Regions from separate parts of the Homo sapiens genome. Here region 2 is linked to region 1. Evidence: chromatin contacts called from ENCODE Hi-C or POLR2A ChIA-PET data. All regions are on one chromosome and are shown on one strand. Each heading gives the region's core, a stretch centred on a gene start or an enhancer-like site at or near the end of the contact. The rest is flanking DNA. Distances are from core to core; before and after follow the strand shown.

Evidence for each region. Hi-C counts contacts between places; a loop is a spot of excess contacts on that map. ChIA-PET counts read pairs that join two places held with the same protein, here RNA polymerase II (POLR2A). Pooled maps may share reads with other maps.
Region 2: a loop to region 1 is called in a pooled map, with 4 times the contacts of the local background. The contact joins the promoter of TBC1D22A here to the promoter of TNFRSF13C in region 1. A Hi-C loop is called at or near these places in 2 of 50 pooled maps. POLR2A ChIA-PET finds 5 or more read pairs at or near these places in 2 of 52 experiments (GM12878 and activated B cell).

What each region holds. Positions count from the first base shown.
Region 1 is chr22:41,924,644-41,928,758 of GRCh38, forward strand. It overlaps TNFRSF13C (TNF receptor superfamily member 13C), which reads right to left and starts at 2,163. Exons shown (of 3, transcript NM_052945.4): 1 at 1,995-2,163; 2 at 1,458-1,688; 3 at 1-911. The coding sequence starts at 2,130. The coding sequence ends at 724. It also overlaps a transcript of CENPM not described here. RefSeq lists enhancers at 390-891, 892-1,391, 3,949-4,018 and a silencer at 1,484-2,223.
Region 2 is chr22:46,761,364-46,765,797 of GRCh38, forward strand. TBC1D22A (TBC1 domain family member 22A) reads left to right here and starts at 1,287. Exons shown (of 13, transcript NM_014346.5): 1 at 1,287-1,485. The coding sequence starts at 1,424. It overlaps TBC1D22A-DT (TBC1D22A divergent transcript), which reads right to left and starts at 1,165. Exons shown (of 1, transcript NR_186691.1): 1 at 548-1,165. RefSeq lists enhancers at 334-1,168, 905-1,034, 1,735-1,814, 2,745-2,814, 2,855-2,934 and 1 more and a silencer at 1,935-1,994.

The DNA.
Region 1 (4,115 bases), core at 913-3,412:
TCTCAAAAAAAACCAAAACACAAAACAAGGCCGGGCATGGTGGCTCATGCCTGTAATCCCAGCACTTTGGGAGGCCGAGCAGGGCGGATCACGAGGTCAGGAGATCGAGACCATCCTGGCCAACATGGTGAAATCCCGTCTCTACTAAAAATACAAAAATTAGCTGGCTGTGGTGGTGCGTGCCTGTAATCCCAGCTATTCGGGAGGCTGAGGCAGGAGAATCACTTGAACCAAGGAGTCGGAGGTTACAGTGAGGCGAGATCGCGCCACTGTACTCCAGCCTGGCGACAGAGCAAGACTCGTCTCAAAAAAAAAAAAAAAAAAAAAAAAAAAAAATCAAACAAACACAAAAAACCACCCAACTACAAATTAGGCATCCTCCCACTTGGTCTTTTTTCAGATTCATTTTGGCTTAATGGTGCCTTCCCCATTTTAAAAGCGGTCTTTTACTCATAGTGCCCCAGCCTTTTGAAGGCACAGGAACAGGAGCTGGGCTACCACCTTCAAGGGCTGTCAAAGATGGTGAGGTCTGAAGCCAAAGGCAAGCACACCAAACTCCATGGGGGCTGAATGCTGTGGTCTGTAGTGTCTGTGCTTCTGCAGAGTTAGCCTGGTCCCAGAAAGAGGGCATGTGCATGCTGGAGTGAAGAGCTGAATTTGATTTCCAAGCCCCTGGCTGGGGGTCCAGAGGGAGGGCAGGGGCCACCTCCTGCCGGCTCCCTGCTATTGTTGCTCAGGGCCGGCCGTCTTGGTGGTCACCAGTTCAGTGGAGCCCAGCTCTGTGGCTGGCACAGGGACACTGTGGCCAGGTGGGGTGGTTCCTGGGTCTTCCCCAGGAGGAGGCCAGGCAGGAGCTGTGGCATCAGAGATTCCCGGAGACAGAATGATGACCTTGTCCAGGGGCTCTGGGGCTGCAGGCAGAGGGGGTAGAGGCTCCGTACTCAGTCACAGCCTTCCCTCCCTCCCCTAGAAGACTCCTCTGGAGGGGCAGTCCTCCGTCAAATGAAGCCCAATGCAGGGTGGGGAGGGGTGGCACCTGGCTGACCCTGAGTCCAGAGGCCTGGCCAGTGGGGAGCTGGCAGGGCAGGGAGTTGGGGAGCTGGGGCTCAGTCTGGCAAACTCTTCAGGGATTTATGGGGGAACCAAGCTCCGTTAGACTCCCAAAGGGCAGGACAGACTCCTCCCTCAGACGGGGCCCCCTTCCTGCAACCTGTCTCTTCCTCACACTGGGGTCTGTCAGGGCAGAGCTGTTCCTGGCTCCGACCAGGGTCTCAGGGGCAGGACTATGTCTCCCTCCCCAGCCTGAGCTCCTCAGCGCAAACTCTTTTCCACTCTGTCTCCGTTTCCCCTTAAAGCCCTTCTCTCCCCCTCAGGGGCCATGCATCTCCCCCTAGACCGTCCCGACACCCCAGCCCCTGCGCCCCGCTCAGACTGGTTCCCCTACACACGGAACTCACCGTCCTTGTCTCCGTCGGGGGCCTCTGCGGAGGACGCGCCGCGAAGCCGCCGCTGTCGCCGCCTCCAGCTCACCAGACCCACCAGGACCAGCGCCAGGACCAGTGCCAGGCCCAGCAGCGCGGGGGCGCCAAAGAGCAGCCCGGGCAGGGGCAGCGCCGCCTCGCCGGCCCCCGCGCCCACCGACTCCTGCGGCTGCAGCGCCGTCCTGGGCGCAGGGCTGCTGGCCCCGGCTGCTTCGGGAGGGGACAGGGAGGGAGGCCAGGGGGCCGAGGGGAGGGAGGAGCGGGGACGGGGAGGGGCGGAGGGGGGCGAGGCTGGCCGGGGAGGGGAGGGACAGCCGGGGGGCGGTGGACAAGGGGAGGGAGAGAGGCGGCGGTGAGGGCCACGCGGTGATCGCGGGCCCCTCCAGGCCCTGCCCACAGGGTCCTTTCAGCCCTCGGCGCCCCCGGGGGTCGGGGCTCTGCCTGCGCCCTGGCGATCGGGGCCCCGTTCTCCCCGCAGCTGCCGGCGCCGCGCGCCCCGTGGGTCCCCCTTACCCGGTTTCGGCCGCGGCGTGCGCAGGAGCCCGCAGGCCACGCAGTGGCGGACCAGCAGGTCGAAGCACTCGGCCGGGACGCAGGGCGTGGGGGCTGGCGCGTCCCTGCCCCGCAGGCTCCGGGGCCCTCGCCTCATGGTGCCGACGCCGCCGCACAAGCTGCGGGGACTGAGGCTGAGCTGGGCTCCGGGGCCCTCGGGGAGGAAGCGGGGGGCGGGGGGAGCACTCTGCCCTGCCCCGCCCCCGCCTGCTGGGTGGGACCGAGCTCGCCTGGGGCCCCCCTTTCTTTTCTTTTTTTTTTTTTGAGACGGAGTCTCGCTCTGTCGCCCAGGCTGGAGTGCAATGGCGCTATCTCGGCTCACTGCAAGCTCTGCCTCCCGGGTTCAAACAATTCTCTGCCTCAGCCTCCCGAGTAGCTGAGATTGTAGGCGCCCACTGCCACGCCCGGCTAATTTTTGTATTTTTAGTAGAGACGGGGTTTCACCATCTTGGTCAGACTGGTTTTGAACTCCTGACCTCGTGATCCACCTGCCTCGGCCTCCCAAAGTGCTAGGATTACAGGCGTGAGCCACCGCACCCGGCCTGGCCTCTCTTTCTACCTGTGGTTCCCCAATTCAGCCCCTCAACCAGCACCGCCTGGGTGGGCCCTCTGCTGGGTGCTGGGAGGTGTCTGGGGGCAGACCAGAGCCTCCTCTTGGGTAGGGAGGGGGATGGACCCCGCAGCCAGGACACAGACCCTGAGTGGTTCCTCTGCTCCGTCTAGCCAAAGCCTCTCCATGACCCCGAGTGCTCCCCTGCCATCTCCCCCAACCCACCTGTCTCCTCCTCTCTTCCTGCCCTTCCTGGACAGAGCTGGTTGGGGATATCAGACACCTGCTTTTTTTTTTTTTTTTTTTGAAAAAGAGTCTGGCTCTGTGCAGTGGTGCAATCTCGGCTCACTGCAACCTCTGCCTCCCAGATTCAAGCGATTCTCCTGCCTCAGCCTCCCGAGTAACTGGGATTACAGGCATGCACCACCATGCCCGGCTAATTTTTGTATTTTTAGTAGAGGTGGGGTTTCACCATTTGGCCAGGCTGGTCTCGAACTCCTGACCTCAGGTGATCCGCCCTCCTCGGCCTCCCAAAGTGCTGGGATTATAGGTGTGAAGCCACAGTGCCCAGCCTGACATCAGACACTTGTACCAGGCCCAAGTAGCATGTGGGTCTGCCCTGAGGGAATCTCACACTTGTGCTGATGGGGGAAGACAGCCTCGCAGCAAGGGCACCAGCTCACGTCATCCTGGAAGGTGGGCCGGAAGGCTTCATGGAGAGGGCGATGGTGAAGTGTTTGCCAGATGGACTGAGGTCTAGGGAGCAGATGGGGGTGAAGGCCAAAGGGGAGCAAAGGCTTGGAGGCCCAAACAGGAAGTCCAGGGAGTGCTGGGACCGAAAGGCTGGACTGGGGCCTTATCTAGCACATTAGGGAGCTTGGACTGTGGCTGGGGGACACGAGGGAGCCACTGGGGCTTTGTGCAGGGAGGACCCAGGAAGATCTGCCTATGAGTGAGGGAACTGTGACTGCAGTGGAGGGAAGCCCGCCCACACCTGCTCCTTTTCTCCAGGGCTATGTGTCCTCTCCTGCTCACCTCTGTGTCTCACTGCGGGCCCCTCCTGTCTATCTCTGCTCCCCAGTGTTTGGGGTCCCCAACTGTCTGTCACCCGTGTCTCTCTCAGACTGCGTCTCAGAAACACACACAAGCCCCTCCGCCCTCCTGGTCACATGCTACCCCCTCCCCAGGGCCAGGGCTGGAGGGAACTCTGGGAGCTCAGGGCTCAGCAGAGAGCATGGGGTTAAATGCCACACATGCCACCCAGACCCCTAAGCACTCAGGGCTGGGGAAGCACAGTGAGAGGAGAAACTCAGGGGCTGGGGAGGGAGCCTGGGGGCAGAGGGAGACCCTGAGCAGCAGCGAGGGGGAGGCAAACACTCCAGGCGGAGGGCTGCAGGGGCTAAGGCTTGGAGAGATGAAAGGGGAGCCTGAGCTGCTCTGGGGGCAGGCATGGCCACTGCCACAGGGGATGCTGGGAGGGAGGAGGGAGCATCCGGGCTGCGGATGGGCAGGGCACCAGTCCCGGGGCAGTA
Region 2 (4,434 bases), core at 37-2,536, 4.8 Mb after region 1:
ACCAGTAAATGAAGAGGCATGGGAAATTGTTATTATTTTTGAGACGGAGTTTCGCTCTGTCGCCCAGCCTGGAGTGCAGTGGCACGATCTGGGCTCACTGCAAGCTCTGCCTCACGGGTTCACGCTATTCTCCTGCCTCAGCCTCCAGGGAAATTCTTAATCAGAAAATATGTCTTAGATTTTTGTTTTAAAAGAGAACTGGCAGGAGCTCCAAATACACTAAAGCTCCAGTCTGAAATGACAGTCCCTGAGCATTCAATCTTTGGTCTAAGAAGCACAGAAATGTAATGCAAACCAGACACGGTTTTTTTAGTGATTTTCTGCACACACACACACACACACACACACACACAGTAAAAAGATCTAGTCATAACGTGTGCACCTGCAGTTCCAACTACTGGGGAGGGTGAGGCAGGAGGATCACTAGAGGGCAGGAGTTCGAGACTAGCCTGGGCAACATAGCAAGACACCCACCCCCAGTCCCCCCCGGAAAAAAAGAATAAAAAAGGTAAAAATAATTTTAAAAAGAGTAAAAGGAATGTAAAAATAATTTTAATGCATTTTATTTAATCCAATACATTAAAAATGTTACCTAACATGCAAACAATATACAAATTATTTTATACGACGTCTTTGGAATCCTGTATTTTACACGTAAAGCGCATCTCACTCCGGACTAGCCAGGTTTCAAGCACGTGATAGCCGCACAAGGCTGGAACCCAGGCCTGGGGAATTAATTCTTGTCCTCGGTGCTCAAACCATTCTTCCCTTCAAGCCTGGCCTAATCCCCAGTCTCTCTCATCTCTTCGAATACGCTCCGCGGTTATGCCCCTCACCTCACTGCACTGCAAATATTTCGTCCACTGAGTATTTGCTGATCGTCACTCAGTGCCGGGTGACCCAGCTTGACCAGCACCCGCAGCCGCCCTGCCACTGTTGGGCCGGGTATGGTGTGTCTGGCTTCCCTCTGTTCTGGGCCGGCTCCGAAACGCGCTCAAGAGAAATCGGAATCAGACACGGGGCAGTTCAGCTTTGGAAATGAGGAGCTCGAGGCTCCTGGGAGTCCGTTGCGGGCAGGTGGGCGCCGCTGTTGTGTCGGGAGAGCCAGGAGCGACAGACTCAAACTCAGAAACCCAACCACCTCCGCTCCCTCCGCGATGCGTGTAACGTGCGTTGCGCGGCGTCGCCCTTTAATAACGACGGGCGCTCGGAGTGCTGCGTCACTCGCCACCAGGGACTTAGGCGGGACTTCCGGGCGCGCGTAGGCACAACTTCCGGAAGGAGGCGGAAGAGCTTCTCGGCTCTAGGCTCTGGAGTCCCGGGAGCAGTGAGGGGCCACCCGGGGCACAGGAAAGGGCCGCTAGGGGAGGGCCGGGTGCACTCGGGGTGTCTGGGCCGCGGGTCTGAGGGATGAGGAGGGGCCATGGCCAGCGACGGGGCCAGGAAGCAATTCTGGAAGCGCAGCAACAGCAAGCTCCCGGGCAGGTGGGTGTGCCGCGGAGGGCCAGGTCGGGGTCAGGGGTCAGAGGTCAGGTGGCCGCGTTGGCCTCCTGGGCTGCGGGTGGAGTCGGGGGTCTGGAGAGGGCAACTTGGACTCTGAGGAGACTGCTGGATGGTGTGACGGGCGTTGGGGGGCTCGGAGGTCGGAGCGTGGGGTCTGGGGGTGACAGTGGCTGCACGTAGGATCGAGGCTTGCAAGGACGAGGAGGAGCTATTGGCGTTTTTCCTGACACTGGCAGGCTTCTTTCCGAGAAACTCCTGGGCTCCTTGGGGAGGCTGGAAGGAACTGATTCGGGTCATGCTGTGAAGTTTGGTGGAGTCCGGAAGCTGGCCGGGCTGAGGCCCCCCGTCTGCTGGGTGGATCAGTTTCTGCAGGGGGTGTGGTGTTTTTGACCCACTTGATTTGCCTGTGGTCTCTTGAGGGCTGCGGCTCTTGCCTTGAGCATAGAAGAGGACTAGAGTTTCCCTGTGAGTTTCCATGTTTCTGCTTGCTGGTGTCAAAACCACCTCCTATGTTGTGTTAGCAGGAAGTTTTTTTTTTTTTTTTTTTTTTTTTTTTTTTTTTCTTCGGCTGGAATGACCTGGGTACACCCTAGATGCTATACAGCTCCAGAGCTCCAGAGTCCTTGTCTGATTGCTGTGGCGCTGAGCTATGCCAGGGCCCTAGGGAATGAGACATTACGTGGAGGGTACCTAGGATAAAATCAGCCACTGGTGAAAACAGATCAGAGATAAGCAAACGTCAAGATTTCAGAACATAGTTCTGTTCCAAAGCTGAAGTCTGGAATGCTGAAAATTATGAATTGTGTTACGAAGATAAGTCTGAGTAGAATCATTCATAAACACAGTAAAATGGTTTGTACTCCTGTTTCATAATAAATATTATTGTTTGAGTGTTTGAATGATAAACTTTGGAATTTACTGCATCCAGTTAGAAAAGTTTACTTTTGGCCAGGTGTGGCGGCTCACGCCTGTAATCCCAGCACTTTGGGAGGTCGAGGTGGACAGATCACCTGAGGTCAGGAGTTTGAGACCAGCCTCACCAACATGGAGAAACCTAGTCTCTACTAAAAATACAAAATTAGCTGGGCATGGTGGCACATGCCTGTAATCCTGGCTACTTGGGAGGCTGAGGCAGGAGAATCACTTGAACCTGGGAGGTGGAGGTTGCAGTGAGCCGAGATCGTTCCATTGCACTCCATCCTGGGCAATAAGAGCGAAACTCTGTCTCAAAAAAAAAAAGGAAAGTTTACTTTTAAGAGTGATCTGGGGGTTAGCAGCGTGAGTTACTGACAGCTCAGACAGTGGCTTTGAGAATGAAGGGAGTCATCAAAGGTGGCCGGAGACCCTATTCGACTCCACAGGACCGTGCTTGATTCGAGAACAGTAAGACCTTTCAACAAAACCAGTGTCAGGGTCCAAGGTGAGTGAAGATTCTGGAATGGTGGTGGGTAGGAGGTCCTGGTAGTGACAGGAACAAATGCTGTAGAACATAAGAGTCCAGGGAAGAGGAGCCACATGACAGTGTAACTTTTATGTGTTACTTTTAGGTCTTAAGGTTTTGGTTCCTCATCAGTCTAAACTCTAATTCTTAATCAGCTTAGATGTAAGAATAACAGAGCTGCTGTGTGGAGTTACAGCAGTGACTCAACCTTTGGATTGAAGGCTGTGGCTCTTGGTAATTTGTCCTTATACTGAGTTGAATTTATGTCCATCTGGAAACTATGGATGTGACATTTGGAAATAGGGTTTTTGCACAAGTAATCAAGGTAAAATGAGGTCATACTGGATGAGGGTGGGCCTTAGTTCGTCAACTAGTATTTTTATAAAAAGAGGGAAATTTGAATACAGAGAGACACACACAGGGAAATGGCCCTATGGAGACAGAAACAGAGATTGGAATAGTACATTTACAAGCCAAGGAAAGCCAGGGGTTGCTGGCAGCCACCAGAAGCTAGAAGAGGCAAGGAAGGATGCTCACCTAGAGACTTGACAGAGAGCATGGCCCTGCAGATGACCACTTGATTTTGGGTTTTTGGCGTTTAAAACTGAGAGAGAATAAGTGTCTGTTGTGTTAAGCCATTCAGTTGGTGGTAATTTGTTATGGCAGCCACAGGAGACTAATACAGTCTCCAGCTTTCTTCTGTGTGAACCTGAAATACCGAACACCAGCTTTCCTTTTCCTCTGACTTTGATGCTATTCTGTGTCTTAGGCACTTTTGAGAGCAGCTTCTGTATTACCTTTGTGAAGTTGGAGTCTTGGAGAGTTCGAGGCTGTCACTGAAGAGGGCAGAAGAAGAAGGAGAGGTTGGGTGCACCAGGAAGGCCTGTGAAGCCTCTGTGTCTCCCATCCGTCTTGTGGCTCAAGCCTCTGGCAGTGCTGCTCTTTCAGGTGGCAGGCTGGAACTCTTCCCTGAAGGAGGAGTCACAGAGGGGTGCCCGTTTTCCTATCAGTAGTGGTGATTGGTCACTAGCTGCGTATTTATTTAGTCCACACCTATGCAAGCACAGTGCTAGTGGAGATCCTAGCCAGGTTCCTGTGGCTTTGGCAGCTCTTTCAATTGTTTCCCATGATTGTTTTCTTTCTTTTTTTGTTTTTGTTTTTGTTTTTGTTTTTTTTGAGATGGAGTCTCACTGTGTTGCCCAGGCTGGAGTGCAGTGGTGTGATCTTGGCTCACTGCAACCTCTGCCTCCCAGGTTCAAGTGATTCTCCTGTCTCAGCCTCCCAAGTAGCTGGGATTACAGGCGCCCACCAGCACGCCTGTCTGTTTTTTTGTATTTTTAGTAGAGATGGGGTTTCGCCATGTCGGCCAGGCTAGTCTCGAACTCCTGACCTCAGGTGATCCATCCACCTCAGCCTCCCAAAGTGCTGGGATTATAGGCGTGAGCCTCCATGCCTGGCCTTGTTTTCCTCCTTTTTTTTTTTTTTTTTCT